Linked DNA regions of Mus musculus: all the other regions are linked to region 4. Evidence: chromatin loops called from intact Hi-C (ENCODE). Cell type or tissue: left cerebral cortex. All regions are shown on one strand.

Region 1 (8,000 bases), 150 kb after region 4:
AACAGGCGTGAATGCCAGGTCAACCAGGGCCACACAGTAAAGTGAGACCTTGTCTCAAAGCAAACACAAAAAAGTCTGACCATTTAATAATGCTGGACATTCTATAACAGCAAGCATCTCAGCTCATTATTTAGTGAGTAAAAGGTTGATTCCAAGTCCAAGGACAAGATGCAGAATAGATAGCTGGGTGTGGCCAGAAGATGAAGCTGGGAAACCAAGAGTGCCCAGGTTCAAGGCTTTGTGATGCTGGTGACAGAGCTCGTAAGTCCATCTGGGGCTGAGTTCCGAGACTCACACGGCCCGCACCAGTCAAGATACTTTAACAAAAGGACACCAACCACTCAGTGGAGAGCAGACAGGAGCGAGAGCAACATGGAACATCCGGGCATCCACATATATGATGCACACGGCCTTACCCTTTGCACCAAACGTGGTTCCGTCCCAGTGGCCGGGAAAGCCGCCACTGTACAGTATAGTCGGAGGCTTGGCCTTGGTTATGGTGATGTAAAGCCACCGAAGAGAGAAGACGAGAGAGAAGAGCGGAGGGTCTGACTCCGTTAAAATTCACTTCTGCTCAGTAGAACTCGGCTGGAAGGATGGAAAGGGGTGAGCTGGGAGCCAGCCTTCCCACAGTGTAGACCCAGTAAAGGCCTCACATCCAAGACACCACAGTAAGGTAGTGAAAACCCACTGTAGAAACGGACAAGAGCCCCGAGTAGCCTCCTCACCGCAGTAGGCGAGCAGGTGACAAACTGTACCCTGAGACTGTGCTGCAAACGCCTGTCATTTGGAAGCTGAAATCTATGAAGTATGTGTTAAGTGACCAGAAGTCAGAACAGTGGGCACTGACTCTCACTGTGGCTACTAGGGTTAGTGGTTCAGTGACCCCAAGATAGATGTCAGTTTGAGATAAGGCCGAGTGTCCACTGACCACGTCACCCAGCAACTGTGCCCCTTGATGTTTACTGAGACAAGGTGAAAACCTGCTGCTAAACTTTGTTCACAATTGCTAATCTAGAAACAGTCAACGTGCGCTTCAGAGTCAGGTCTAGAGACACAAGACTAAAATTCAAGAAAGGGCAAGGCTAGCCTGTGGTAACAAGACTTTGAAGATAGCTTCAACTACATAGTGAGACTCTGTCTCAAGAATAAATAAAAAGAGGTCCTTGTATAGGTGATACACCACCTGGTACATCTGTGTGGTAGAATATTGCACAGCGAGAAGAAGGGGGGAGCTGTCAAGTAACAAAATGGCACAAAGGAACCTTGAATTCACAGTGCTCCAGGGAAGGTTTCAGTCTGAAAGTACTGGCTACTGAGTGACTCCCGACGCCCAGTGACATTCTGGAAGAGGTGTTTGGCAGGTTGGGGATGAGTACGTAGCGAACTAAGGATGCCTGGGGCAGCTGAGCCCTTCTGTACACTGTGGTGACAGGTGATGTTGCACTTCTTTCAAAACCCACAGAGCGTACAAGTGCGTGAGACCACCGACTCCTCACAAGGTAGCCGCTGTGTGCTCTGATCCAGGCCATTGGACATGGGAGAGCACGGGGGTCTCCACTTCCTGAGCTTTTCATTTGTTTAGCTTCTGGAAATCAGATATCTCATGTTTAAAGCATAGTAGAAATGGAAAAAATTTGGGGGGGTTAAAAATAGTTTGGCCCCATTGTTAGGAGACTTGTTCAAAGGACTCTCGGCCTTCCCAGCAGCTGCTGGTGGCTCTTGTAGTTAATGCTTGATCCACTGTTGTGGTTTATATTTTTGTGTGTGTCATGTTTTGTCTCTTAGACCATCTCAACAAAGGACAGACTGGAAGGTCTTCTTGCTTTTAAGGAGAAAAGACCTCCTCGCTACAAGGGAGAATAGGAGGAGAGCCCGCCGCAGCCTCCCATAGTGCTGGAAGTGGTTCAGAGCCACCCCGTGCTGCCATGGGAAATTGCAGTGACCAAAGTGGAGAGTGGGTTCTCACTACACCCGGAGCAGGCCCATCTGTACTCAAGCCACTGTGCGCCATGTCATATTTATTCAGATTTATAAAGCTAGCAATGTCCGTGGTCAAAACACGTAAAAATTAGGTATATGTTTTTAATATTTCCCGCATATCAGGCTTTGTCGTTAATTTTTTAATGTGAATAATTTATATTGCACACTCTAGGAAATAATTGATTGTATGTCTACCATGCTGCATTAAGAAAATAAAACTATTTCTGTATCCCAAAAATGTGAAGTTATACCAAATGTAGTTGCTGAGTAATTATGTACATGCGAGCATACACATGTGTGTACATAGGAACACACACATGTGCATGCACAAACACACACACACACATGTGCTACGAGCATACAAATGCCCATCGCCACCAGAGGACCTGGGTGGACAGTCTGAGGGAAACCCCTCTAGTTTCAATAAAGCCAATGGAGAGTGATTTGAGAATCCGCGTCTTGCCCCTTGCCCAACATTTCAGAACAGATTTCAGAGTAAAGTCTCTTTGCTGACCCTGCCGAGGAACCATGTGACACGGTCCCAGAACAGGGGTGAAGGGTCAGCCCATCAGTGGTTCTGCTTGGCTTCAAGCCACAGTGTCTTCGGCAGAGGTGTCCCGGGCTGGGCCTGGCTGTGCTTTCACAGAGCTTGATGCTTGCTGAAGACTGCAGTGGGCTTCCTGTCCCGCCACACACATGCATCCTGCATTCCCTTCCCTCCTACCACACACATGCATCCTGCATGCCCCTCCCTGCTGCCCTGCCCTCACATCCTCACCCTGAGCCTGCTCTGCTGTTTGGGAGTGCACCGATGTGATTCTTAAATTTCTCAAGAGAGAACAATGGCACCAGCCACCACCTCTGCCACTGAGCTGCAGATCAGAATGTCTATCCGTCTATCTGCTAGCCCAGCTAACCAGCTGACCCCCCCCCACCCCCACCATCTGATGTCAGACTGCCACACCCTTGATCTTCAGCCTGAAACCTTGGCCAGGGGGGTGACTGTCCTTTAGACTTCCCAGGGTCATGTCCTGTCTGTCCACGACACGCTGAACATCTCACAGTTATTCTAACTGAGCTGGAAATGGTACTGGTAATGGAAGAGGATGAGGATTTGGGGACCAGGTCAGCAGTTGATGATTGGTCACCACTTGGTTTCCTAACAAGTTGTGAAGCGGAGAGCAAAGTCCTATAGCAACTTAAGACAGGGAGGCAGCAGGATCAGGTGCTGGTCCTTGGTGGGTTTGCCTTCCCTGGGTTTTCTTTTGCTGCCACCCCCGAGGCCAGCCATTGTGGAGGGCTGGCTTGGACTCATAGACCTTGCCACCCAGCATGGAGTATCTGTGTACAGTCATGGTCACATCTGTTCTTTTTGTTGTATTTTTCTGTTTTGAAACAGCCTCGTGTGGCCCAGGCTGGCTTCCAAGTTGGCTGTGTAGTCAAGGATGGCCTTAAACTTGTGATATTCCTGTCCCCACCTCTAGGTGCTGGAATTGCAAGCATGCACCATACCTGGTTTTCTGTAGCATTGGGGCTGAGTCCCAGGGCTTCATGTATGCCAGGCAAGAATACCACCAATCCAACTACAGCCCTAGCACTTGAAGTAGCCGAAACTGGTGGCTAGGTCTGTATGTGTGGGCTAAAGAAGGCAGTTACCCTCCAAGAGGCAAAAGCAAACAAAGCATTTCACTTCATCTCAGCAGGAGACCTGCTGGTTCTGATGGAGGAAACCTACAGACCACAGAGGCCCCTAGTGACTGCTGGAACACTCATACTTCTAGCACTTGAGAAGCACAGGCAGGAGAATCATGCTTTAAAGGCCAGCCTTGCTCTGCCTCCCAGTTAAAAGTTCCTGCAGAGGACCCAAGCCTGGTGTCCAGCACCTCGAATGAGGTGGCTCACAGCTGCCTCTGATTCCAGCTCCAGTGGGTTCGGTGCCCCCTACTGGCCACTGTGGGCACCTGCACACATGCTCATCCATGCATGCAGACACATAAATAGTACATGATTTAGACAGGGTTTCACAATGTAGCTCTGGCTGTCTTAAAGTTCCCTGTGTAGATCAGACTGGCCCCGAATTTTACAGAATTTGCCTGCCTCTGCCTCCCTAGTGATGGGGCTAAAGGCGTGGATTTTCATGTCAGTCCCATTTTGTGTGTGTGTGTGTGTGTGTGTGTGTGTGTGTGTGTGTGTGTGATTGTGCATATGTGGATGAGTGAGGGTTATGTACAGGTGTCAGTGCCTGTAGAGACATTGGCGCTCCCTGGAGCCTGGTTTACAGGCAGTTGTGACCGACCCAATGTGGGTGCTGGGAATTGAACTCCACAAGAGCAGCAAATGCTTGTCACCCCTGAGCCAAATCTCCAGCACAAAATAAATACCAAAAAAAAAAAAGTTATAGATTTTTTTGTGGTTATCTCTTTGATTTCAAGGATCATCTCAGATTTTTGTTTTCTACACTGAAAGATCTGTTTTCTCCACCAACCAAGACTTACCCCTTTATCAAATACAGCTTGTCCGGCAGGGTCATTTCCCCAGCAGCAATGGGAAGGATGCTTTTCAGCGGTGGGGGTGTCGGTTCTTGGATCCAGGGCTTGGAGGAAACACACCCTTTCAGATAGCTTGTTTGTGCTGGCTGTGGCCCTCTCCTTTGCTTGACCTTCATGTCCACTTGGATGGCATGACCTCCACTGACTCTCATTTGGAGTCCAAAGATCCTGACAGGCTGACATTTTAAAATAATAAGTCCATTATTTGTCTACCTGACCTAGTTAAATATTAACTGACGAGTATGTCTGGTTATTGGGCTTTATCGAAAAGCCAGTTGAGATTATTTTTTTTTCATACTATGTTAAAAATAACCATGGTACACGTGTCACAAAATGAAAATGCGTGAAAGTTGCTAGTTGATAATCTAAACAAATAAGAGCTATTTTATACTAATGAAGCAGGGTGCAGATTGCGATTAGGGAACAAGGAGAGTCACGTAAATCCTGTACTCAAAATATCTGTGTTTCAAGCCCTAAAATTCCTACAGACACCCAGCTCCGTCTTGTCCCAGCTCTCCCTTCTGGAACGTTCAAAGCCCGCCTCCCCTCCCTGCCGGAGGACAGCACTTGAGCCTCAGACAGTTGGCGGTTGGTGACCGTTTTCTAAATGTTCAGGGCAACAGGAAAGCCAGGGCCTGGTAGGGAAGATTGAGGAATCCAAAGAGAGTGCACACAGACACTATGGATGCACCACCCTGTCTCTCGCTTGTTCACATTTTGAGAAGGTGGATAGGAAGGTGGCCCTTCCTTGGCAAGTGACAGATCTCTGGGGACAACTGCTCATAGGAGCCAGCATGGTTGTTCTTTGTAAAACCCTAACATAAAAAAATGGCATTGGGCTGACAGTGTGGCCAAGTGGTGGAGGCAGGCCTGAGCACACGTGCAGCCCTGGGATCAACTCCCGGCACCACAAAATACAAGTGTTGATGTGGTGCCATAAGGGTATGTTGACATGCCTGTAGAGTATGTTTACGTGTTTAAGGGTATGTTGATAGGCTAGGGTGGCACATTGTCGTTCAGAGGACTGAATTAGGAACCTACCTGGTGATTTTCAGGCCCTGTGTGACTCTCCGTGACATTCAGTCAAGGGCTCACTCTAGCCTCCTATGGTACCCAGGGGAGACCAGCACATTGTCCCAACAAGTCAGGGATTGATCCCAGAACTGGCGACTCAGCACTTTTGTGCTTGCCGGCAGCCAGATGACATAACCGCACCAAAGCTTTGCTGGGTGTGCTGTCTACACAGGGAAGCATGTCCTTTGCCCTGATCTCATGACTTGGGGAGATAAAGGAGGTGTGCTTATCGGATGGTGACAGGCAGGCAGGCGTCAGAGCTGATACTCCCGGCCCCGTATACTGCCCATGTTCTTCTCACTCTAGTGTTAAACAAATCCCTCAGGAAAAGTATGTTATCCAGTTCTAGTTAAAGAAACTGGGTCAGGAGTGGAAGCTGAGTTAGGTGTCTGTGTGTAGGACCTTGGTGCTCACAGACAGCAGAGTACTCCGAGAGATGTGTGGACACCAAGGGTTAGTTGGCCTCTGCTGTGAAGCCCAGAGTAACCTGGCCTTACACCTCACCGATCCATCACTGGGACAAGTGTCAAGCCCGAGAACCACACTGCTCAAGAAGGGACCCCATCTGTGTTCACCACCATCTGGGCTCTTTTCATCATGGCTGACATGCCTCATCTCTCCACCCCGGTCATGCTGGATGCCGTGACCAGCCCCCCTCCCCCCTCCACCCAACCTGGGACAGGATTTTATTGTGTAGCTCTGGCTAGCTTTGAAATTACAGAGATCAACTCACCTCCGCTTCTCAAATGCTGGGATGAAAGGTGTGCATCTCCATGTCCAATCTTGTATCCGGTTCTTAATGCCCTAGTCATGGGGATGATCATGGAGTCACTGGTTTTCTGAGGGCACCCAAGAACTCTAGAGCAAACTTTGGCTCCACCGATACCAAGAGCAAAGCCATAGGCCAAGCATCATTGTTTGTCAGCGGAGTCAGTACTTGCTGCTGTTTATAGAGGTCCAGGCACATTGCACCTGTCTTTATCATTGGTTCTGCCTCACAGTGGTGTTGATGGTACTGTTCATGTTTCATGTTTCAGAGGGGGACAGCTGGGCAAGGAGGGAGGCCCCACAACCATAGAGAGTTTGGGGCCATGTCTAAGAACAGAGGCCCTGGCCTAGTGGTCTAGTAGTGATGGTGGCACACTCCTTTAATTCCAGCACTTGGGAGGCAGAGGCAGGCAGATCTCTGAGTTCGAGGCCAGCCTGGTCTACAGAATAAGATTCAGGATAGACAGAGCTACATGGAGAATGATGTCTCAAAAAACCCAGGGCCCTGCAGGATGGATTGGGGCCCTTAGATGCTGCGGGGTGGGAATAAGTCTCTGCATGGCAGCTGCCCAGTCACAGGAGGTGAGAATTGAAGGTCGCAGAAGAAGCAGCTTGAGACACCCCTCCGCACAGTCCCTTAAACAGGAAGTGGGTGGTCCCAGGCAGGGCTGCTGGGTGAGCACTGTATTAGGCAGCAATGGGGGCCAGCTTTTGTGGAGGGCACCAGCCTGCTGCCTCAGCATGGACGAGGACTGAGATGTGAGGCTCTGCCTTTGTGGCAGATGCTGGCTTCAGGTAGTGGGGGCAGTGGGGGGTTGGGGAGTGAGGTGGGAGAGTCCGGAGGCGGAAATAGGGGACAGTTGGGCCTTAGAATTGAAAACAAGTATGGCCCAGGATGGGTCTGTGCTCCTTGGGGTAATCCAGACTGGGAGGAGTTTGAGCGTGAGAATTGGCACCATTGTGGGCTGGGTAGCCCAGTGGATGAAGACGATGTGAGTTCAGGTCCTAGAGGCCACAATAAAACCAAACCAAAACCAAAACCAAAACCAAAACCAAAACAAAACAAAACAAAACAAAACAAAACAAAACAAAACAAAACAAAAACAAAACAAAGCAAAACAAAACAAAAACAAAAACAAAAACAAAAACCCTCCATGTGGTGGCACGCTTCAATCCAAGTGCTGACAAGTCAGTAGTAGAGGATCCTTAGGACTCTCGGTCAGCTAGCCTGGCCTTTATGGTGAGCTCCAGGTCAGTGAGCAACCCTGTGTCATAAAACAACATGGATAGTGTCTGTGGAACATTATGGTCAAGCCAGTCCTCTGGCCTCCACGTGCATAGACACACCTGAACACGCATGCATGTTCCTGTGCACACACATACCTGAAGGGCATGTTTACAGAGACAGTGTTGGGGGCCTGGACATATGGCTTGCCTTAGAGACAACTGTATTTTCTCATCAGCCAGTGGCTTTCAAGCGCTGTGCTGCTGTTTCCTGTGTCTGGTGGGCCACCTGAGCAGGAGCTGGGCTGGGCTAAGAGCACGTAACTCTCCTGCCCAGGGCTCTGCCCACTCTTGAATCTTGCTATCAAGCTGCCTTCAAGGGCTCCAGCCTCTGAACGTTAA
Region 2 (8,000 bases), 320 kb after region 4:
CACAATGAAAGCTTTACCATCTCAGATCTATTGGGTGTCAACTTGACACCTGTGTGTATCTCCTCAGATGATACTTAGCCACCGGTCAGACGCTCTCAACGTCTTAATGATACCTAATATGATATAAGTAGGCTGCGCAAAATTTCAAGCTCACTAATCCCTCACCAGGAGAGAGGGAAAAGCTTTCGAGTGACATATTCTGTAATCTAGACTGTAAAACTTAACTGTCCTCATCCCCCATAAAACACCCTGACCACACCAGTTAGTTTTATGTCAACTTGACACGAGCTTGAGCCGTTTGGGAAAAGGGACTCTCGATTGAAAAGATGACTCCATAAGATTGGCCTGTAGTCAAGTCTGTCGGGCATTTTCTTGATGAATGGTTTATGTAGGAGGGTCCATCCACTGTGGGCAGGGCTGCCCGCCTCTGGGCCGGTGGAGCTGGGTTGTACATAGGGCTGAGCAAGCTAGGGGATCGAACCCGTAAGCATCGTTCCTCCTCAGCCTCTGCTTCAACTCCTGCCTTGAGTCCCTGCCCAGGCTTCCCTCAGGGGCTCACTGTGCTGTGGAACAGAGGCTGAAATAAGCCTCTCCTCCCCAGATGCTTTGATCATGGTGATTGATCACGGAAACAGACTTGGGGGTGGTTATTCTAGTTCACTACTCAAGGTTACAGGGAAATAAAGTCAAGACAGTAGGAACTGAGAAGTCATGTCATATCATGTCACATCGTGAGGTCAAGACAGCAAATCCATGCCTGGCTGCTTCTCAGATGACCTTCGCCACTCTTATACACAACCCAAACCCATTTTCAGGCTGGATTTTCACCATGAATTAAAGCAATCAAGATAATCTTCCATAGACATTCCCACAGGTCAATCTATTTAGAAACCTCCACATTGAGACTTTCTTCCCTGGCGATTCTAATGTAGCACCTTGGCCACCCCAACTGTAACACTTACCACCACTCAAATTCTTATGTAAAGTTGGCATGTTGTGTGCTGTCATTTAAGAGAAGGAAGCAGAGCGTTTTATTGTGTTGACACACAAGCATATCCATAGCCATTGGATATAGCCAGCTCTTGGACCTGGACCTGTCTGAAGGCTACAGCTGCCTCACCGCCTCTTCTGCTTTCCCCTCTCAGTCTCCAAGCCGCTCTACCTCATCACTGCCTTGTGGGGTGATCCACGCCATCTTTCCTAAAGGATCTAGACCCCAGAATCTGACTTGAGTTGGGTTTCTGTCCTTTGGGCAGATTAAACAGGTTCGTGGTTAGCTGCAAGCCACCAATAATGTGTCAGTATCACATTGAGGAAAGAAAGAAAAGCTCTTGCCCTTGGAGTCATTTAGCCAAGAGGGATTTCAGATTCAAATTCTCCACTCCATGCTCCCTAGGCCTTCTGTCTTCTGTCTACATGAGTCCAAGCCTGTGCCTGACTGAAGGCTATCCTTCGGATCGTTCCCTGTATCTGTCACATGGCTGTGTCTGTCTCTGTGTCTGTGAGTGGCGTGACTGTTCTACCTAACACAGGCCTTTGCTCTGCCTTTATTGAGAGTCATGGAAAGCATCTCTCGGGGAAGGAATGGGATTCTTTTCAGAAATCTTTAACGGAGGTTTTATAAGGGATGAAGTCACTGGCTCCAACTGGTCCTAACTGTCTCAGACAACAAACATCACTGCTTATTGGCCAGCGTCCATAAGTGGATGCCATCCACCTGTAGGATAGATTTTAAGAAGTTGCCTTCAACTTCTGTGTTTGCTGTTTAAAGCAAATGATACATATGCCTTGTTCCAGGTTGGGGGCATAGAAGAGTGCATAACTTAAGATTGCAGCTATGCATTAGCTTCGGTTGTAAAAGCTGATTACATGGGAAATCCTAGGCAAGCAAGCTTGGTTATTACAGTGTTCTCTTAGAGGCAGACTAAACAAACAGTTTGAGTCCACAGTAGGATAGCAGCCTTAAGTCTTAAGTGACCTCAAGGTGCATTATTAACTCTGGCTGTGAGGTCCAGCAGAAGTTCCAGTCTTGTAGAATATAAGAGATAATTTTATTATAGTGCATCGCCGTAGTCCTTGACTTTGTGTGCAAGGCATGGTAATGTTGCGATGCATTGTGGGTCCTCCTGTGCTGCAGGCAGACTCCTTACCACCTCCTTTGCGATAACCTACTTTATTTTCTCTTGGGACATTAAAGCAGACACCGACAGTAACTCACTTTTAACTCAGAATTATGAAGGATCCCAAAGGGGTCAGATCAAGTCTTCATATCCACTTCCGTGCAGCCGAGTTCTTGCTCTGTGCTGGAACTATCTCCTTCCCTCTGGCACTAAGATTTCAAGCCAAGCAGAGCATTCAGTCAGAAGAATGGGGAAAAAAGAAAGATGTTGCCAACGTGCCACTAGGGATTCCAGTGAGTGGCACCATCCCATGTCCACTCTTTGATCTCTGATCTGGGATCCCTAGGGTTTTAATCTCGGATGTCTCCCATGGGAATTCCCAGTATTGATCCCAGGTGGTGGTACTGTTGAGAGGGGACATGGAGCTTTTAGGAGGAGGCGGGGTCCAGCTGGGAGAATCAGGTTGTGGGGGTGGGCCTTTGAAGCTCATGGCGGCCTCTGGGCCAGTGCTTTCTTTATCTTCCCACGATGGGAACAGGATTCTCCATCTGTTTTGTCTCTTGGTGACTGAGCTTCTCTTCCCTCCATGGGCCCTTCATGGACCACTGCCCCCAAACCGGGAGCCACGAGAGAGACAGCTCCAGACAGATGATGTTAATTCAGGATATCTAAGTCCCAAGGAGAATCTCCGGGGTAGTCATGATTATTCAAAGCACTGAATAGTAAGCTTGGCTTCCTGGCAATGTGCTCAGGTTAGCCCCCTTCTCCCTCCTGGCACCATCATTAGGCCCTGATCGCAGTTAGCAAAAGGAAGAGCCTGTGCAAACAGACACATTTCTGCACCACCCAAGCCCTGTCGATCTTTCTGGCATTTCTCAGATATTTTCTTGGTTGTGTCAGGAGGATTGCTCATCGTTGGTTTTGACTCATGTCTCAAAATCAAGGAGAGACATTAGCTGTCCCTGTCTTGCGGTTTTTCTCAACACAGCTAGCATGCCTGGGCGTGAGAAGGTACTGGGACGGGGAGAAGGACCAGGTGGAGGCAGGGCAGAGCCTGGAGCCAGGGTCTTCACCTATGCCCATCCGAAAGCATCTCAAATGTGCACAATGCTACGCCCTTGCCTGGAAAGCACAGGCTGGGCTTGAATAGCTTCTCCCTGGCTCCCGGATGCTGTAAGCAGGAATCTTCTAGTCTGGAATAACTCATGAGTCAGTCACAGTTTGGTTTTCAAACCGCTCTCCCTTGGTCAAAATCCCAGGTTATCTGAGTGCCATTAGCAAGGCTGAGCATTCGTGTCGTCCTTGAAACCACTGGCTTCCTGGGAAAGGTCCCGAGGTTCCAGTAATCAAGAGACACTGGAGCAGAGACCAACAGGCTTCTCGCTTAGTCTGCACCCCACCGTTGCCAATCAAAGCCACCAAGATGACTCTATTTTGATGTCAAACTAGCAGACATGATTTTGTGCAAAGTGGACTCTCCTCCCCAACCCCCTTTTGAGACAGGGTCCAGTCAGGCCTTGCGTTGATTATGTAGCAGAGCAGCAAGCGAACACACCCGCTTTTACTCAGTACTCAGACTAAAGCACACTAGGCAAGCTGTCTGTCGACTGAGCCACCCGCCACCTAGGCTCCGAGTAGATTTTTAAAAGAGTAAATAAAGAGATCCGTTTAAATTCCCACTCAGCAGTACTTTGATGTCCAAGATTAGAAATTGCTTCCTTGTATATTATTTCTGCACCTGCTGGAATGTGATTCCTGCCGTGTATCCACTTGGCAGCGCTGACTCTTGTTAAAACAGGTACTTTGTTAAGGAGGAAGCAGCTCTTTCCTGCCTGTGGCCCCCGTGGCAGTCCTGTCCGAGGATCTGCTGCCACCTACTGGACACATGAAGAGTAGCACTGACAGGCGAATCCCCAAAAGTTGCACTGACTTTCTGAGTTGGTGATTGATAAGAGGGGGGTCTTGTCCAGCATAGAGAGGGGCCCACTGGCCAGGCACGTTCATCTTTGTGTTAGGGGCTTGGTGATATGATAGACCCTCCCTTCCTGCTCTTGTCTTCCTCTTCTTCCTCCCATATCCTCTGACCTCCTGGTAATGCTTGTGTTTATTTAACATGGTCCGGGCTAAAAGATATGAACCAGAAGAGCCAACGGCCACCTTCTGGACATTGCTTCATGATCATCTGTGTGACCTACCCTACTTCAGGATGTCCTTATCTGTGTGACCCATCCCCCAGGTATACCCCATGACACGTGCAGGAGGGCTGGCCGAAGGCTGGGTTGGTGTTACAGGGACGGCATATTCCAGGGCTGAGATTCATATGATGGGCCCTGGAAATCCTGGTGCAAGTCAGGGAACCCAGGGCTGAGCATTGAACTTGGAATCCTGCTGCTGTGTGATGCCTTCTGAGGGGTTCACAGTACGGATTGCCAAGAAAACACCCTGAACTGGTGGCCGAGGTACTTCTCGAGTGTGGGCTCAGAGCTGGTGCTGGGTAGTCTGGTGACTGGCTGTGAACAGACAGACAGATACTAGGGCAGGGTATGGGGACACTTGGAGCAGTCCTGAGGACATTGTCACATTAATGCCCACCCCCCCTCACACACACACTGTTACAACCGTTGCTGACTAGACAGTTAAAGGGAAATTCGTATGGCTTTCTCCAAGCTGAGGGAGGGGCTCTGAGAACGGGGGCCCAGTTGCTCTCACTAATTGTTGGCATGGCCAAGAGCGGCTGGGACTTTGTGAGACATCACCTCGGCTCTCAGCTTCCACTCCTCAGAGGAATGCCCCTTTAGAGTTAGAACAAGTCTCCACTAGACCAGGGCACAGCCAGCCGAGCCTGGCTTCACAAAACGGCTTGGGTCTTCTGGTGCTGTGGAAAACTTCCCCAGGGTTTCCCCTACATCGCGCTTGTCCCCTCTCTTCCGTCTCTTTCTGTATATCTGTGTGTACATCATTAATGTTGTCTCCCTTGTTCTCCCTTCTTCCCCTTTCCTTGTTCTGTCATTTCTCTCACACACATACACATATGTGTGTGTCTGTATGTGTGTCTGTGTGTGTCTGTGTGTGTATGTGTGTCTATATGTATGTCTGGATGTGTCTGTGTGTGTCTGTATGTGTGTCTGTGTGTTTATTTGTGTGTCTCTGTGTCTGTGTGTGTGTCTGAATGTGTCTCTATGTTTGTTCTGTGTCTCTATGTGTGCCTGTGTATGTGTCTGTATGTGTCTCTGTGTGTGTCTGTGCATCTGTATGAGTGTCTGTGTATGTCTGTATGTGTCTGCATGTGTATCTGTGTGTGTCTGTGTGTCTGTATGTGTGTCTGTGTATGTGTCTGTGTGTCTGTATGTGTGTCTGTGTGTGTCTGAATGTGTGTCTGTGTGTGTATGTGTGTCTGTGTGTCTATCTGTGTGTGTGTGTGTGTGTGTGTGTGTGTGTGTGTGTGTATCAATCTCTGTGTGTGTCTCCAGAGATCCCCTAGTCCCTCTGGGGAAGGCTGACAATGACGATAATGTTCATCTTTGTTCTTCAAAGTGTACCCCACCCCCACCCCGAGTGCAGAGATGGCTCTGTTCCTGGGGTTTTTGAGAGACCAGGCAGTTAGGAGATAGGACCCCTGGGTGATTATTTGTGTGGGAACCAGAAAACAAAGCTAGGACATCACAAGTCTTGCTGGATAAAGCCACATAGGCTGCTCAGATAGCAGCTAGCCCAGGGTTGACTCCACCAAGTGGAGTGACTCCAGCAGTGGCATGCATAATTTCCCTTTGAGCTTCTTTGTCTCACCTGGTGGCACTTGTTCTCTGTCTTGGCCTAGAAAGCCCATAAAGCTGTTTAAGGTGAGGAACCTGACATTAAAAAGGACCCTGCCTCACCCAGACGATGCCAGGACATCACCCTGCCTGTGCCATGTCTCTAACCAAAGTGGACAATGGCCACTGAAGAGGGTGTGTATGCTATTTGAATGAAGATGCTAAGAGCTAAAAGCAGCTCTGTTGGAAGCTGATGATGCATAGACCCTGGGAATGGGGAATGGGGTGGACATCAGGACAGAGTGGGCTGTGCTAGTGGATTGTCGGGGTTACAGCCTGGGCCCAGGAAGCCCTATCAGGCTATGTTTGGCCCGCCACCCATCCTTAATATGACCATTAAACAGACGGGTCTTAGTAAAAAGTAGGGAAAGAGATACCTGGTGACCCCCTAAGTCACCTTTAGGGTCCTGACATTAAGTTTAGGCTTAAGTAGAAGATAGGTCAAAGGTGGAGCTCTACCCGCCACTAAGCCTTCATTGTCTCAGCCCCAGTTTCTCCTGCAAAGTCACTACAGGTTGTCAGCACTGTGCGAATCTCTTCCCAGGAGAGAAAAGCCCTCAGCCTCACCCTGCCTGGCCAGTACTAGACGCTAGCACCTCTTCCCTCCTCCAGCATGAGACGCCTGGGGGAATTCCGTTTCCTTGTGGATGTTGTCTCAGAAGTCTGGGGTGAAGGGCTCTCTCTTTAGAGAATCTCCTTTCTACAGAAGACAGTTAGGAAACACAGCAGGCTGCCCACAGGGGAGGGGCAAGGTGCCCTCCATACAGGAGCCCTCACCAAAGACCATAGTGAAACATATTTATTTAGGACAATTTGGCCACATCTGAGGTTGTCCAATTCAGAGACTCCAGCTCTGGGAATGCTTTCCCAAGCTTAGACTTGACTTTTTGGGGCATTCCCTCACTGGCCTGTTGTTCACATCATTTATGCCCAATACAGCACCCCACTCCACTTCTTCTCTCCCTCTTTTTCCTAACTCCTCTTCTCTCTTCCTTCCTTTCATCTGTACCTCTCCTCCCATCTCCTTCCTCTCTTTCTCTTCTCCCTTCTCCCTTCCTCTCTCTCCTCCCTCAGTCTCTCCCTCCTCCCTCAGTCTCTCCCTCCTCCCTCAGTCTCTCCCTCCTCCCTCAGCCTCTCCCTCCTTCCTCAGTCTCTCCCCCTTCCCCCAGTCTCTCCCTCCTCCCTCAGCCTCTCCCTCCTCCCTCAGCCTCTCCCTCCTCCCTCAGCCTCTCCCTCTTCCCTCAGTCTCTCCCTCCTCCCTCAGCCTCTCTCTCCTCCCTCAGCCTCTCCCTCCTTCCTCAGTCTCTCCCTCCTCCCTCAGCCTCTCCCTTCTCCCTCAGTCTCTCCTTCCACACTAGTCTCCCTCTCCCCTTTCCTTCCTCCTTCCCCCTCTTGAGATATTCCTTCCCATCTTCCTTCACTCCCCCCTTTCTACTTTTATCCCCGCTTTGTTTCCTTTCCTCCTCTCCTCCCCTGCCACTCCCCTTCTTTATCATGTCTCCCTTTCTGTCTCCACACTGTGTTCTATCCTCACACCCCGTTGTTCTCTGGCACGCTGTCCCCTGGCCAAACTGCCACCGCGACTCTCTGTTTCTGGTGTCTGCATGGGCTCCTTCCAAGATCCCGAGAAAGGATGTACCAAGGCAGTCACTTTTTTTTTTTAAAAAAAGAACTTTCCCAAATTAACACATTTTTGCCTGCAATCTGTCAAGACAGCTGTCTCTTTGTCCCTTGAGTTCCTCGTGGCTAGCATCAAAAGCAGCCAGGGGCACTTTTAAGGTTTGGGAGGGGGAGAAAGAAGTCTGAACTCTGGCAGACGTGTGAATGGCGGACTTTCCTCCCTTGTGGAGACTAAGTCTTTGCAAGCTACCAAGGGCAGCACGGCTCACCCTGGACTTTACTGTCCACTTGCTTTTGAGACATGAAGGTGACCTAGGATGCACACATGTCAGTCACATGGTGTACACACATGTCAGTCACATGGTGTACAGTCCTAAAAGCACGAGGGAAAGAATCTTGGTTTGAGAAGGTGGAGACAGTGTTACTTCCAGGCCTTACATGGCTCAGA
Region 3 (8,000 bases), 730 kb after region 4:
TTATCAGTTATTACCACACCAAAAATGGGGTTAAGGGTGAACCCTGAGTAGGGAGGGGCAGACCCTAACTAACTAGTGGCTGTTTCCAAACTCACAGACAGGAACAGAGACTCAATTCCTACACCTCGAGGTGCACGAACACCGTAGGTCCAATAGGAAAGCAGGGGGAATCCCCAAGAGGGAGAAACTTGAACCCAAATGCCCCTCCCCCACCCTTAGAAGCAGAGGCTGTCCAGCCCTGTTCTCTGCCCTAGGAGTCTATATCAATTCTAATAGACTTGCTCTCCGTGCCTGGCTCCTTTACTCTTCTTCAGCTGACAGAGCTGGCTGGAGTCACTCTGTCATAATAAACAAATAAACGGACAAAGAGGACTCTGCGCAACCAAGGGCACAGGACGAGAGGAAAGCCAGTGCTACTTTTTCTGTACATGACTTTTCTTACCTAGTGCCTTGCATTAGGCAACAAGAAACCCAGCAATGTGGAACTCTCAACAGGTAGAGAACAGAGCCAGCCGAAGCCTATTCTTTTCTGCCAGAAGCCATGGCAAGGACTCACCAGCAAGAAAAAGTTTGAGGCAATGAGCTCCAGTCAACCCCGACAGAACAAGTCGATGTGAGAATAAAGCTGTCCCTGTTTACATGAGGGAGATGGGCGTCCACATAGGGCTCTCCAAGGGTTAAAAGCAAATAAAGTCTGTGAATTAATGTGTGTGCTCTTCAAGGTCTCAGGATAAATGACAGGCACCTAGCCATGTCTGTGCGCTGACAGTGAGCCCCAAGACACAGAAGCTAAGACTACAGAGCCAGGTACGATAAATCAGAATGGCTCAGTTAATATCAGCCTGACGGAACACATACAAATATGTGCTGAAAACCTCACAGTGCTCTTGAGAGCCCCCCACAAAGGCTGTTATATGTGGAGAGACAATAAAGCTCATGTCTTAGAAAACTCGGGGTAATAAAGATAGAAAGGGATGGGCCCAGGTGGGTGTGGCAATCACACTCCATTCATGGGAAGAGCCCAGCAAAACTTTTGGAGAATGAGAGCATTCCAAAATTTCTATAGCAGGCGCCCTCTGCTGGCCTCCTTGGGAATCTACGCATACACATGGTACACAGACATCTGTTCATGCAAAACAACCTTACACGTTGTGCTGGCTGGTTTTGCGTGTCAACTTGACACAGGCTGGAGTTATCACAGAGAAAGGAGCCTCCCTTGAGGAAATGCCTCCATGAGATCCAGCTGTAAGGCATTTTCTCAATTAGTGATCAAGGATGGGAGGGTCCAGTCTATTGTGGGTGGTACCATCCTGGGCTGGTAGTCCTGGGTTCTATAAGAGAACAAGCTGAGCAAGCCAGGGGATGCAAGCCAGTAAGCAGCACCCCTCCATGGCCTCTGCATCAGCTCCTGCCTCCAAGTTCCTGTCCTGTGTGAGTTCCTGTCCTGACTTCCTTTGGTGACAAACAGCAATGTGGAAGTGTAAGCTGAATAAACCCTCTTCTCCCCAGCTTGCTTCTTGGTGATGATGTTTGTGCAGGAATGCAAACCCTAAGATACACATTAAGTTGAAAGAATAAACCATAAAATAAGGATTGATGGCAGAGGACACCAAACAGAAAAACTTCTTGAAATTGGAGCTGAGTAGATGGCTCAGCGGGCAAATCACTTGTGCAAACAGGAGGGCTTGCAAAACCATGGGCACAGTGTGAGCATTTGTAATCCCAGGACCCCTAAGGAAGCTTAGGATGTACACACGTGGGAGGATGAAAGGAGGCCCTTAGAGTTTTGTAGCATCTCTCGGGAGTTTGGTGGAAGTTCACACTTTGGTGCTATGCAGAGCATCCATTAGAAACTGGCAGGACTGATCAGCCCACCTCAACAGACTCTTCCAGTAGGGACTCAGCTGGAAGCTATCATGCTAAGACAAGCTTCCTGGAGGTGTAAGGAGCATGTTTGTGGTGTAACCATTCTGTAAAGGTTTGTTTGTGAGTGGGAAACCAGACCCCACTCTACCTATGCTCCTGTTTCACAGCTGTTCAAGTAGGCAAAATTAATCACCAAAACCTAACTCTCACTTACTATTTAATTTAGCCCAAAGATGAAAAGCAATATAGTTCCCATTCTTTTTTAATGATTTTTTTACAATATATATATATATATATATATATATATATATATATATATCAAAGGAAGAGAAGAAAGGCTGGATTTCCACAGGAGAAAAATGGAAGATAAGCCGGAACAGAACTTGGTAAGTTACTTGGAACCAAATAACACAAATTCAAGCATATATAGTAGCATCATCAAAAGCCACAGTGTGTTAGGAATTACTTAATTTAAACAGCAGCCACATAGCAAGACTCTGCGTGCCCCTGATTGGATTTGGTCAACATGAGCATCACTAAGCATTGAATCTGAGCATGTTTGACTTTCCGGCTTCCCCTGAATTCATGACAGACCCCTGGGTGCTGTGTTTTCCTACTCCAGGCTTTTGTGATGCATACACATCTTTCAGAGGCTTCCCCTCCAGACAGAAATCCTGGCGACGGAGCATACCAAGACTCATAATTTCAGTTTTCATTCTTAGAGCGCCATCTGCTGACCGTCACTTACAATTTTTTTTTTTCTCAGATGAATTCAGGATCAGGAAAACTGGCAATGGCTGTGCCCTCAGCTTCCATTCGGCAAGGCAATCCGGTAAACGCGCCTTTCAAAGGACCAGATATATGAGTGTTTATGTGCACATGTGAACACCCTGGACATGTATCAAATCACCCCACAATGCTCCATAAAAGCACACACTCAGGTGAATCAGGGCGTTAGGTGGTGTTTTGAGTATGATTCCAGTTAAACGTGAAGTAATCGCTACATGGAAGAGTGGGTTGCTGTGGACGGAGCACACAGTCTACAGTTGTTTTTTTCTTCTTTCTCCTCTGCCATTTCTAGGATGTTTAATAAATACCTTCTGGGATGGGAGAGATGGCTCAGCAGTTAGAGCACCTGCTGCTCTTCCAGAGGGCCCAGGTCCAGCTCCTAGCACCCTCACGGGGTAGCTCACAGCCTCTTGTAATTCGAGTTCCAGGGGATCTATCTTATCTGGTGCCCTCTTCTGACCCATGTCTGCCACTTCACATACATGGTGAGCTTACATCCACTTAGCCAACACAGACACATAAGACAAATAATTATTTTTTTTTAAGAAAAACACCTTCTGTCTTGTAATCAAGTGATCCATACTTCCTGCAAGCACACATTTGAAACATGTGAAAACCCATTGACATACTACGGAGTTTCATTTCAGTGGCCGTGATAAAATACCCTGACAACTTAGAAAAGAAGGAATTTATTTTAGTTCACAATTCCAGGTTACGGCTCATGATTGCTAGGAAGTCAAGGCAATAGGAACTTAAGACAGCTTGTCTCATGACGTCCACAGACGAGGGGAGGAAGAATGGGCACATATATGCAGAACAGTCAGCGAGCTGTCCCTGCAGTTACATAGCCCAGGTCCTAGGGGAATGACGCACAGCCACTTTCAGGCTGGGTCTTCCTACAACAGCTACTTCCTACAAGGGTTAACCAAGCCAACACTCCCCAGACATGCTTGCAGCTCAACCTGATCTAGGCAGTTCTCACGGGGACTCTCCCCAGAAGATGCTAGCCTGTGTCAAACAGACAGGTAAAGCTAACCTGCACGTGGACAGATGACACTGTGTACTTTAGCTCCATCTAGTGGCTGCAGGAGAATATGCAGTTAGAATCTAACCGGTTGTTCTCAAAAGATTTAAAAACTTATGAAAAGAACGTTGGGGGAGAGGAGAGGAGGAGGAAGAAGAAGACGGAAAGAGAAGAGATAAAAGAAGACAAGAAGGTTCGGGAAACATGGAGGAATGGAACATGCGAAATCCTTGAAGCACATTTTATGTGGGGTGAGAGCTGCTTAATTAGATACCGAGTCAATTCTGTCTGTATCTGGTACCACAGTGCATACTCCCCAGCAAGAAGTAGCCATGCAGAGTGGTCATCGGGGCATGGGAAGTACCGCCTACTGCCTCCATCCTGGGCTCTTGCTCAACAAAACTTCTTTTTTTTTTTTAAGATTTATTTATTTATTTATTATATGTAAGTACACTGTAGCTGTCTTCAGACAGAAGAGGGCATCAGATCTCATAACAGATGGTTGTGAGCCACCATGTGGTTGCTGGGATTTGAGCAGTCAGTGCTCTTAACCACTAAGCCATCTCTCCAGCCCTCAGCAAAACTTCTTAAGTAGCCCAGGTCCACCTGCCCAGGGATGGGCACCACCCACACTGAACTGGGACCTCCCTAGCAATCAAGAAAATGCCCCACAGACTTGCCAGTCAGACAGAAACAATTCTTCAAATGAGACTCCCTCTTGGGTGTCAACTTGGTAACCAAGATTAGTCAACACTGTTGCTGCCTTTATAACGCAAATCTCTCTACTTTTGCATTTCACTACCGGGGTGGGAACAGTGATCTAGGCCTTGCTTCCCTTTGGAGAGCCATCTCCTGTCCTTCGGGGCACCCCTCCTCCCTAGTCCTCTAGGCTCTGGGACCTACCATTTGTATTCTAATCGCCTGAGATACCTTCTCACTTCATTGCCTGGCTACCACCACTGGAAAACCTAGAAATGCATATATTTTATAAAGAAATTATGTTACCATATAAATCATAAAAATTCCATAAAAATTGTCCTTCCAGCCCCAGCACAGAGGTAAGTTTATATGATCTAGACACAGTTCTGTTGCTGACAATAAATGCACACTGACTTATCCATGTTTGAGTTGGAGGTTGTGTTGCTACAAAGCCGACTACATATTTTTGGGAAACTTTTTTTTTAAAGGCTTCTTTTATTTATTTCATCTATACAAGGACACTGTAGCTGTCTTCAAACACACCAGAAGAAGGCACTAGATCTCATCACAGATGGTTGTAAGCCACCATGTGGTTGCTGGGAATTGAACTTAGGATCCCTGGAAGAGCAGTCAATGCTCTTAACCGCTGAGCCATCTCTCCAGCCTGGACACTACTTTTCAATTGGTGCCAGATATGGTCTTAAACCTCCGAAAAGAAGCAGCTTCCTTACACCTAAAAAGTTTTGCTTGTAGTTCTAGAAATGAACACCAAGCACAGAATGGGCAAAAAAGAAAAAAAAAAGTGTTCAGAGTAAGGCCAAGAAGAAACACAGGATGCCACATGCCACTGGTGACCCATAGCCAAGCCTGGGGCCACAAGCATGGAGCTGAGAAACCTTCCTCATGAGCAGCTTGGCCATGGGGACAGGGAATGACTGACAGATGACAGTAAGCCAACTGGGAGAGACAAGAACCACATCCAGGAAGGGGTGAAGGAACCCGAAGCATCATAGATGGACCAAGTGCATGATGGGAAAAAACTGGACGGCTTTCCAGGATGATGAAGCTAAGGCATGAAGAAGGCATCACAAGGTTTCTGAGGTCTTATCTCTTCTGTGAAGGGATATATACATGGGACTGGAGTATGGGCTCATACTGGGATTTGCAGTTAATAGAGTTTGCTGCTCTTGCAGAGGACCATATTCTGGGGGTGTCCATATTCCACCCCCAGAACCATGTCTACGGATTCACAAATGCCTGTAACTCCAGGTCCAGAGGACCCTGCCTCTTTTTTTGGCTGCCACAGACACTCAAACACTTGTGCCTTAAATAGGCATACATCCATGTGTGTGCATGTACAAACACACACAAATAAAATTATGAGATATATATCTTACATTTACATAAGATATGTTCCTTACATATCCACAATATATAAGATATATGGTATATAGCCTATATTGTATATATTGTATATAATACATATTATATACATATATATCAGAACTGCGATAAGAGCAGAGGAAGTGGGAGCATGCCCACAGTCTTTCAGTTCACAATTGGCATGACCTCAGACCTATGCTGGACCCAGCATAGCAGATTTGTTATTATTAAAAATAGGTGAAAGACCTCCAGGAGTATGCCAGCATTAGGCCACCTCACTGTCACAGTTAAGAAAATCAGGGGTACTTTGTGACAGATTTCTACTCTTACCAAGGAGAAAACTGGTGACCCTCCCCCCAAATGGACCTGCCCACATGCAGCTTGGTGAGCTTATGGGTTTACAGAAGTTATCTAATGAGAGCATGCACGCATAACTCAAAGCATGCATCACTGAAAGGCTGAAGATTCAGGAAAGCCACATCCTGGGACTGCCTACATAAAGAACAGCCTCAAATGGAACTCAGGACACTTTTATTAAAGTGGAAAAGGAAACCCCCAGAGTGGGTAAAGGGTGGATGTCACAGCTGCCTGATGAAGAAGCCACACCCATCCGAGATATGCCAGCACAGAGGTCAGCCACAGGGTGGCAGGCAACCACATGGCAGGGAGGGGACCTTTAGAGAAAGAAGGACTCCTAAAGAATTAGGGGAAGCACGCTCAGAGAAAAGAAAGAAGAAAAGGAAAAGTCACACTTTTCAGAAAAGCAGACAGACGTGTGGATCCGTTTAGCCATGCCTTATAAGAGAATTCTTATAAGCAGGAATTCTGGGGAGGAAAAGTGAACATACTCCTTAGAGATGTCCCTTAGCCAGGCCATTGATCAGCCATATTAGTTACTCTTCTGTTGCTCTGATGACATCTCACAACCAAAGCAACTTACAGAATAAAGAGATTATTGTGGCTTAAGGTTCCAGAAAGCTAGATAAAGTCCATAATGGCAAGGACAGCAAGGCAGCTGGCAGCTGGAGCATGAAGTTGAGATATGACATATTATTCAGTCACAAGCATGAAGCAGAGAGAGCAAAGCAGGCAGATGCAGGCAGAGTAGAAGAAGCAGTGTGAGGCTATGAACTGTCAAAGCCTGACTCCAGCGAATGCTTCAACATACTTCTTTATGCAAGGCTGGACCTCCTAAACCTTCCCAAAGAGTACCACCAGTTGGGGGGGGGGGTGCAGCATGTGTCCAACTGCCTGGGCCCTAGGGAAGTCTTTGAAGCCACCACAGCTGCCCAACTGCATTAATTCTTAAGGGAGCATGGCATGTCTCCATTCTAGAGAGATTCCACTCATAGCAATAACAGAACCTATTTGGATTGTTCAGTCCACAATCAGGGAACATCGTGTTCATAGCCCCAGACACATACATAGAGGGCCACACTTGGCTGAATGCTCTGTGGTCACCATCCTGAAATTCTTTACCTCTGAATCTGTGCTTCCCAAGGGCTAAGAGATGTGTGTGCACTCAGGGAACAGGTACAGTCACACGCCCAGGGCTCCCTGACTCATCTCAATGATTCTCAGTGCTCAAGAGCCCAGAGCTCTAGTGGACCCTGAATGTATTTCATTGGCACTCACATCAAGTGCATGGGACATCTACCCCTGCCCAAGGCAGCCAGAAGCCACTTGTTATCTGAAGGAGTCAACCTCACCTCAAGTACAGAAAGGAAGCCATGAGCTTCTAAGATCATGCTGATCTTAGTACTCCAAAGGTCAGCTGACTGTCAAGGACACTGCAGAGTGGCAGTTGAAGGGGGACTAAATGAACACCTATGAGCTGCTAAATGAGACTAATTATACACGCATATTGAATAGTCTTATCTTTTGACTAAAAACTGGCTGGCCAATTCTAGTCTAAGGTGACCGGGAAAATCCAGGCAAGAAATGTATGAAACAAATATGGTTTTGCTCCTCGTGACAATCAACAGCAAATAAGAAAACATCCAGACACGCCAGGAGAGAGATTTTGTGGGGAATGAAAAGAGAAACCAAATGTTAGTACTGTGGGATACATTATTCTTCTTATATTTAGCAAAAGCAGCTTGAATTCTCACCTTATTCTGGCCCATCTTATAATCTGCTTCTCAACAAATTCACTTAGAGTCACATGAAAGTCATTTTAGGGATATAGTCATGGGTTTTATTATAGACAAATCCTGGCCCCGGTTTGTAAAGCTTTGGT
Region 4 (8,000 bases):
CTAACACATGCCAGTCTGTGCTGCAAGCCCCTTCCTAAGCAAGGGTAACATCAGCCACTGTATTCTCGAAAAACATCCTGCAATTGATATTATTATCATAAATGACTACCAAGAAGGGAAACTGAGGCAGAAAGCCATGGAGGAAAGCCTATCTCAGCAATAGTACTGTCAGTGGGGTCAGGGAGTTGAGCTGAAGACAGGGATTTCCATTTCTGTAGCCACCAGTGGGCCCTGTCGCAGCATCCTTTGGTGATAGCCAGAGCCTGATTTTTTCCATCACTCTGACAGTACACGGCCTGATAAGATGTCCCTAATTGTGTGCGTGACTGTAGCAGGTGTGACTGTCTGCAGCTGATGCCCCTGAGTGTATGTGTGTGTGTGTGTGTGTGTGTGTGTGTGAGAGAGAGAGAGAGAGAGAGAGAGAGAGAGACAGACAGACAGACAGAGAGAGACAGAGAGACAGACAGAGAGATCGACAGATTGTGGCAGGTGTGATTGTCTGCAGCTGATGCCCCTGAGTGTGTGTGTGTGTGCACGTGTGTGACTGTAGCATACGTGATTGTCTTCATGCAGCAACAGCTGAACCCTGAGCACTTCTGCAGAGTTGCTCAGAGCTGATGAAACTGGAAACTTCTCAGAAGACCAGAAGTGTGGTCAAGCACCCGGCTTCCTGGCTTCTAAGAGCCTTTGCCAGACAGAGTATTCGTCAGAACTCCCTGAAAACCAACTACAGAAGACAATTTCATCTGAGTCTGTCGTTGTGCAGTGTTAGACAGAGGCACCGTGAAGAGTTTGAAGGAGGAGGCTCCCCCTGGAGTAGCCTCTCTGCAAAGCCCACCTCTTCGATCTCCCTAACTATACCTTGGCAGGGACTGAAGCTCCAGGATCACTTCTGCCTACTTCTACTCCCTCTGGGCTGGAGGAGGGAGCAGGCCTTCAGAGACTTGAATGATCCCCTAGATGAGACTGGAGTACAGAATGTTCTAGAATCCAGGCTTCTGGTTGGCAGCCATATCTTCTTCCAGTAAAGCACTCTGGGCAGAGCGTTTAGATAAGCTTTGCACCTTCTTGGTCTGAGTTGTATGGCAGAGTGGATGTGTCATCTCTTGTTCTTAGTAAAATGGTTTTCGCTAGGACATGTTTCACAATTGTAGATTTCACATCTTTGAAAGCCAGCTAGCTCTGTTTTGGTTGTCAACGGCTGCCGCAAGGCTTGCTCCATCAACCATGTTTTGCAATGGATGCTATCAGCTGCTTCCAAAGTCCTGACCATATTTAATGGAGCCCCCCCCACCCCATCCTGACCGTTTTTAATGGAGCCCCCCCGACTCTTGCCACCTCGTGGCCTGTCTCCCTTCCTCCTACACCAACACCTACATCTCCTGTTGAATTTGAATGAGCAGAGGGACACTCAGTGCCTGACATGTACACCGTGTGCGGCTGAATTTGAAGACATGCTTCCGTTTTTTGCAATACTGTGCTTACAACACATCCCTGAGTCATTTGGAAAGCCTTTGAAATGCCTTCGAACCCTCAGCGGCTCTCCTCTGGGGCAAACCTGTGAGCAGTGTAGAGACTTTTCTTTCTTAGCTTGGGCAGAGCTATTTCAACTACCGGCTCCTGTGCATTAAAGCCATCCCTTCTCTGGGGAGCGGTATTTGACCCTCTTTTATTACTCAATTTCTTCCCCCAAAACAAAACTGCCAAATCAGTTTTTGGAGAATTAGGCCAAGAATATTTTTTTTTTTTTGTAAGTATGGATGAAGGAACTGCACAGCAAGAGCCTGGCAGGAGAGGAGGGGGTGGGGCTAGGGGACAGCAGCGATCTCTAAACTTCCTACTCCAGCTTGAAAGGAGCCAATGCCTGGTGGGATGAAGGAGTCCAAAAGTCAAAGCTGAAGTCCCATCCTAGACTGCCGGCCCCTACTGTGAAATCTAGGAGCTGTCTGCTCTTCTGCTCTGCAGATTGTAATTAAAAGATACAGGATGGAGCAGAGCAGTGGGAGCATCCGCCCACTTTTAAGCCCAGCGCTCAGGAGGCAGAGGCAGGCAGAGCTCTGTGAGTTCAAGGCCAGGCCAGTTTACAGAGCTAATGCCAGGACAGCCAAGACTACACAGAGAAACCCTGTCTTAAAAAAAAAAAAAAAAAAAAAGACATGAGATGGGGCTAAAGAAGTGGCTTACCAATTAAGGGTACTGACTGCTCTTCCAGGGGACCTGGGTTTTAATTATCAGACCCACATGGCAGCTCACAAGCAGCTGTAACTCCAGTCCCAGGGGATTGAATGTCCTCTTATGGCTTCTGTAGGCACCAGGCACACATGTGGTGCATGAACATACATGCAGACAATAATATGCACTCATGCATAAAATAAAAATAAATAAATCTTTTAAAAATTAAAGACAAATAAGAGGTACTAGATGGTCAATAAGCACAGTACAGTGGTAGGTAGTGAGTGCTCCCATTGGCCATGGCCACCAAATAAGGGGTGGGGTCATCAAAGGGTGCATAGCGAATGAAACATTTCCACAGAGAAATTCAGACATCTGGTATACAGAGCAGAGAGAGTGAGAGCTGTAGGCTTGGCTTGTCATTAGCCTGTGACTGTCCTTCCAGCCATATCCACAGGACTTCATTTTTCCATCTCTAGATTCCATCCAGATAAGTCCTAGACCAATTCATTCATTCTTTCAGCCAGTCATTTGACCATTCATTCATTCATTCATTCATGCATTCAGCCATTTATCCAGTCAATCAGTCATAAACAGTCTCACATGGCAGAGGCTGATGTTACAACTGAAAATGACTGAATGTCTGATCCTGCTGCCTGCACCTCCTGGGTGCTCGGATGACAGACGTGTACTACCAAGTCTGTTTCATCTCCTTCTGGGAATTGGACCCAGGCGTCTGCGCATGCTAGGCAAGCACTTTACCAACTGAGCTACAATTAGTAAAGTGTTTTATTTATTTTAAAATACATTACATTTATTTATCTTTTATTTATGATGTGTTGTATGTGTGCGTCCACTCAAACCTACACCATAGTGCACATACGGAGGTTATGGGGACAGCTTTAATGTCTCAGTTACCCCCTTCCACCAGAGCTCAAACTCAGGTGTCAGGCTTGGTGGCAAGTGCCTTTCTCCACTAAGCCATCACTTTTAAAGAAAATTAATTCCTTGCCAACATCGAAAAGCAGGATATTTCTCACACTCATATACATACATAACACACACACGAGGTATTTTTAATGTCACCTTTTGAAAACTTGGAGCCACAGTCCCCCTGATCTGGTATTGTAACAGTGAAGGCATTTTCTCTTCGTGACAGAGTCCAAGGGTGGCTCACCTCCTGAACCCCCATAAAATACTAGGTGTATGTATCAAGGCCCAAGCCAAGAGCTTCTGGACACTGGGCTGAAGTCGTGTAACCAGGCTTAGACCTGAGTTCGATGCCGGGCGCTGTGAAAGAAAAAACCCTCGGGTTGCGTACATCAGCGTACTCTCGACCCTCCAGCTGGACACGCCCTGAAATTTTTCTCAGAGAGAGCCACATCCTCCACCTGCTCTCAGCTTACACCTCTTATATTGGCTGCTCAAAGTGTGCTACAGCAGTGTATAAACACAAAGCGATTCTTAAATGCTTTCTGGTCTAGATCATCTCTCTTTGGCTCCTGCATCCAAACCCAATTCCCGCTCTGAAACAAACCAGCCACTTAGAGTAAGAACGTTTTGAGTTTGGTTGCGAAGGTAGGATACCGATAAAGCACTTGCTTAGCACGTAGCAGTCCAGGGTTCAAGCCCCAGCACTTCCGCAAAAAACTCGTTTGAAAGTCATACTTCAATTAAAGTCCTCCACCATCTCCCTATTCGGGAGACCCTACTTACAGCCTGTTCAGTAATCAGCACACTGGAGACTTGGGGGAAATTCTCCCACCCCAGGGTTATGTTTCAATTTTCTTCTAGTTCAATTAATTGCAAGCACTTGCCCACTAGGTGGACCCCCAGGGTGTAACACCGGACGCATCATCACCCGGGTCCTGGAGACCGAGCCTCCATCACCTTGTTGAGCTGTTTTTAAGCACCAGGGGGCGCGAATGAGTTGTTTTCCAAGTTGATATCAGAGACATCTTTCACACTTCCTCTGATTTCCAAGTTAGATGACAATGACGGAAGCATAAATGTGGTGGAGGCGCAATGTAAACTGCCCCCGGGAATGAAGACAGGCATCAGATTTCAAAATTCAGTATAAAGAACAGCTTCGTGGGTCACAGCAGTCCGTTCTTCCGCTGTCAGCCTTGGGTGAGTCAGGCAAGTTCAATTTTTTTTTTTTTTTTTTTTTTTTTTTTTTTTTTTTTTTTGTGAAAACGCTATTCCCCGATTCTACCTACTTAGGGATCCTATGACATCAGTAAATTCGAGAAAAGTGGAACCGATTAACCAAATCAAGATTCGTTTACATCAAGGTAGTTAGTTCTTCGGAAAAAAACAAAACAAAAAACAAAAAAAAATCCAAACAAACAAAGTGTAAAGGGGGGAGGGGGTGTTCCCTGAACTGATCAGCACCCGTGAAAGGAGATTTATCCTCTATTGCGTATCTGTGCTATGGGGGCTTTATTGGTTAAGGGGTATTTTACCAGCTAGACTCCATCATTATTGCCCTGTGAAGGCGTCCAAAAGTCCAACGGTGAATGGCATTTAAATCACCACTGGATGTGCCTCGGAGATTATTTGTGGAGTTACTACTGTGTGTCTTGAGTAAATGGAAAGAGATCCACTTGGTGAGATGTTCCGGGTGGGGGTCCCGCACACTCACTCTTTATTTTGGGGTTTGCTTTCTTTGAAAAATGAGAAAGGAGGGGGTTGAGTGAGGGAATCATTCGAGCCCAGGTCCCACAGTCCGAGCTCAAGGACCTTGCCACCTGCCACATTCCGTATTTGGGCAAGCGCGTGCGTCACTGTCAGGAATATGGCTCCCTTTGCCAAGGCCGGCTATAATCTTACGTGTCTGTAAACGCGGGGAGTGTTTGCCACGTTCCTTTACAATAGCCAACCCGATGACTGACTTAAGAACATGCCACCAGATGCTCTGTCTCCCATTTCCTTATGTCTTTTGTACATCCCAGGAATTGGGGAAAGGGGGGTGGGGTGGGGGCTGGCTGGCGTGTTCACTGAGAACCGAAAGGAGAGGAGAACTACCAGTTCAAGATGCTTGGGGAATGCCCTCCGTGGCTTGCTCTAGCCCGAGCACCGAAAGCGGGTAGGTTTCCCAGCCGGGGACACCGAGGCCGCGGACTCTCAGGTCCTCGGAGACAGCCGCCACCTCTCCACGTGGTCGGGGACACAGACCAACCGGGTCTAGCTTGGTTTCCCAACCGTGTTACGCAACAACTTTGTAGGGGTCGTCTTCGCCCTAATTGTGTCGGGAGCGCTGTTTGTGTTACCGTTGCGGCGCTGCCCGGGAGAGGAGCGGGACATTTCAGTAGCCCGGCTGCCGCGCCCCTTTCCCGGTCTCAGAGGGGACCGTGGGCACAAGGAGGCCAAGGTCCCCGCCACGCCCGTGTCCCCATAGCCCTCACCCGGGGTTCTATTGGCAACAGGTAGCCCGGCCCTCTGTGGCTCTCCGGGAAACAAACAAACAAAAAAAGGTGCTGGCACCACGGAGCGAGCGCAGCGACCCGGAGGGCGCGGCCGGCAATGGGCAAAAGGGTCCTGGGCTCCTCTTAGGCGTGCCTCGGGTTGCTCCGCGGTGCGTCCCGTTGCGCAACATAGCGCTCGGCCTGGGTCCCCACGGACAGCGGGTAGCAGCTGCGGCCGCGGCCAGAGAAGGACGCGGACTGCCAGTGGCGCCGCGGCGGAGAGGACGGGGCGGGGCGGGGCGGGGCGGTGGGGAGCCCGCCCCTGTCGGCGCGGCCAGTGGCGGCGGGCCGGGGGCGGGCGCGGGCGCGGCGATTGGGGCGGCCGCCGCCCGTCACGGCGGGGCTGGCGGGCGGCGACGTAGCGCGGCGCTCGGAACTGACCTACTAACACACATCTCTCGGCGCGGCCACGGCGCCCGCGGACCCGGCGCGCCCGCTCGTCTCCCGCGCCGCGCCCTCGCCACCGCCCGCTGAGGGCCCGGCGGAGCTTGAATCGCGCCCCGGCGCCGCCAGCCCGGTTACAGCCGCCCTTTCTTTTCCCCCTCACGGACCAGGGAGCAGAACCACGGTAAGCGCTCCGCCCACCGGCGGCCCCGGGGGCCCTGCTCTGCTCCGTGCCCGCTCTTGGAGCGCGCGGCCGGCGGGCGTAGGGCGCGGGATGCGTGCGGGCGCGGCGCAGGGCTGGCGGGAGGCGGCGAGTGTGCGCGGGGCATGCATTACATAAACTTTTGCTGCCTTGGCAGGAGGGGGGACTCGCCACCTTAAGGTAGCTGCTTTGATTGCAGCGCCCTGGCGCCCGCACGTAGCCCGGGCTGCCGCGCGCTCCCTCCTCCTCCCCGCTATTGCATAATGTCTCCGGATTTCAGGAAAATTGATGTTTCGGTGGCGAAGAGCGCGCCGTGGAGGCGGAGTGGAGGCCGATCCTTTTAGCAGCCAGACGACTTGCCCTGCTCTCCGGGGTCTCTCCGCGCTAGTCCCCAATCCGGGCCAGCTAAGGGGAGGGTTGAGTCTTGATTTGCTTAGGAGGATTGGGAGTACCAACGGTGACGGCAATCGGAGATGCCTGCGCGGCGTTTGTTTGTGTCAGGCGCTGTGTCGGCACCGACGTTTTCCAACCCGTTTGTCGTCACCGTGTTTTACGAGCCCTCGGGAAGGTGGAGGGATGTGTCCTTTCTTACATTGCATAATGGGCCAGCGATGAAACGTGGGCACCGAGGACGAACTGATGTGAGAATGTGCGCGTGTGATTTGTGTGCAATGATTTGGTCATTTTAGCGCAGCGTTGGCTATTAGATCCTTATTGGTACCTCTGTATCGTCCCAAATACGCATATTTTAAAAAACGATTCTATGGAGTTCATTATTAAGAAAGAAGAAATCCTAGTCTTGGACACTAATGCGCGCGGGGGAGGGGGGGCTCCTTAAATGTTCCGAGGTGTTATTTTTAAAACCCGGACGAGCCATTGTGACGTTTGCCTCCCCACTTTTCCCAACTGGAATGCGATGCGTTTCATCAGCCTTTCTTTTTCTTTCTTTCTTTTTTTTTTTTCTCACCTTATCGTCATTGGCTTTTTTTTTTTTTTTTTTAAGACACCACAAGACAAATCATTACTAGATTCCTGGAAATGTGAGGTTATGTAACTGCCGAATTTGCTGGCTGTTGAGCATAGAAAGGGAGCTAATTACGTGATTTTATAATCTTGCCACAAAGAAAGTAGGGCAATCTCAGCGTTGAAGAATGTCACCATCAACAGGGGTTTTGTTGGTTCTTTTAAAGGATATTTTAAGCCGGAAAGTGACGACCGACTAAGCCTTGACATAGCTCATGCTTGCCAAATGTGTGTCTTTTACCCTAAAAGAAATGTACGTCTTTCTAAATATAGCCCTATCACATTTTAACAATCCTGGCCTCAGTGCTATTTCTGGTTTCTCCAGGGCTGTGTGCAAATACGAGCTCAAGGCCATTTGCTGTAGTTTTAACTCCACGCCTTCCAAGACCTCTGATAAGACTGTATTTTTAGGAAGGCATTTCGCAGCACCCAGAGACTGCTGGTGAACGCGGGGGCCCCATTTATCATTTTAAAGGACACTTTGGAGGAACTGCTGCGTTCAGAGGGCAACAGGGAATGGCCAAGTGACACCTTCTTTTCTGGCTTTTGTAAATAACAACGGCTAATGAGGTCAAAAGTATTTATTTCACATCATAATTTCCCCCAGATCAGATATGAGTTATGGGAAGTATATATAGGTTAGTAGATTGTATTTTTGCCTTGTATAACCTAGTTTTATTCTTGGAGATAGAATAATATGGTAAGTATCCGGATATTAAATTTCTTCCCGGATTCTTACTTAGTGTAATGAT

The links. A loop is a pair of places that touch in the nucleus more often than their neighbours do. Peaks named below come from ENCODE experiments on the same cell type or tissue, not always from the same donor. Only the 100,000 strongest peaks of a DNase experiment are listed, where the experiment ranks them.
Region 1: it touches region 4 in a loop (2.1-fold over the local background); 22 of 42 quality-filtered maps call a loop at or near these places.
Region 2: a loop joins it to region 4, with 7 times the contacts of the local background. A loop is called at or near these places in 23 of 42 quality-filtered maps.
Region 3: a loop joins it to region 4, with 2.1 times the contacts of the local background. A loop is called at or near these places in 7 of 42 quality-filtered maps.

What each region holds. Positions count from the first base shown.
Region 1 is chr13:52,829,340-52,837,339 of GRCm38, reverse strand. It overlaps Auh (AU RNA binding protein/enoyl-coenzyme A hydratase), which reads left to right. Exons shown (of 10, transcript NM_016709.2): 10 at 1,789-2,230. The coding sequence ends at 1,866. It overlaps Gm33315 (a long non-coding RNA gene), which reads right to left. Exons shown (of 5, transcript XR_003950688.1): 1 at 6,340-8,000; 2 at 4,479-4,708. Among named protein-coding and RNA genes, the nearest start is that of Gm33315, 4.1 kb to the right of the region's middle. In left cerebral cortex, a CTCF peak has its summit at 3,924 (motif pointing left); no DNase peak of the experiment used is centred here.
Region 2 is chr13:52,654,623-52,662,622 of GRCm38, reverse strand. No RefSeq gene overlaps it. Among named protein-coding and RNA genes, the nearest start is that of Syk, 62 kb to the right of the region's middle. In left cerebral cortex, a CTCF peak has its summit at 3,990 (motif pointing left); DNase peaks (open chromatin) are centred at 3,043, 3,945 and 7,591.
Region 3 is chr13:52,248,961-52,256,960 of GRCm38, reverse strand. No RefSeq gene overlaps it. Among named protein-coding and RNA genes, the nearest start is that of Gm33116, 19 kb to the right of the region's middle. In left cerebral cortex, CTCF peaks have their summits at 1,077 (motif pointing left), 2,594 (motif pointing left), 3,724 (motif pointing left), 6,400 (motif pointing right) and 1 weaker place; DNase peaks (open chromatin) are centred at 2,589, 3,652, 3,955, 4,140 and 1 more place.
Region 4 is chr13:52,979,068-52,987,067 of GRCm38, reverse strand. Nfil3 (nuclear factor, interleukin 3, regulated) reads left to right here and starts at 6,029. Exons shown (of 2, transcript NM_017373.3): 1 at 6,029-6,207. It overlaps Gm33424 (a long non-coding RNA gene), which reads right to left and starts at 1,103. Exons shown (of 3, transcript XR_382381.4): 1 at 862-1,103. In left cerebral cortex, CTCF peaks have their summits at 4,063 (motif pointing right) and 6,419; DNase peaks (open chromatin) are centred at 6,048, 6,455, 6,725, 7,498 and 3 more places; H3K4me3 peaks cover 3,334 bases; H3K27ac peaks cover 2,750 bases.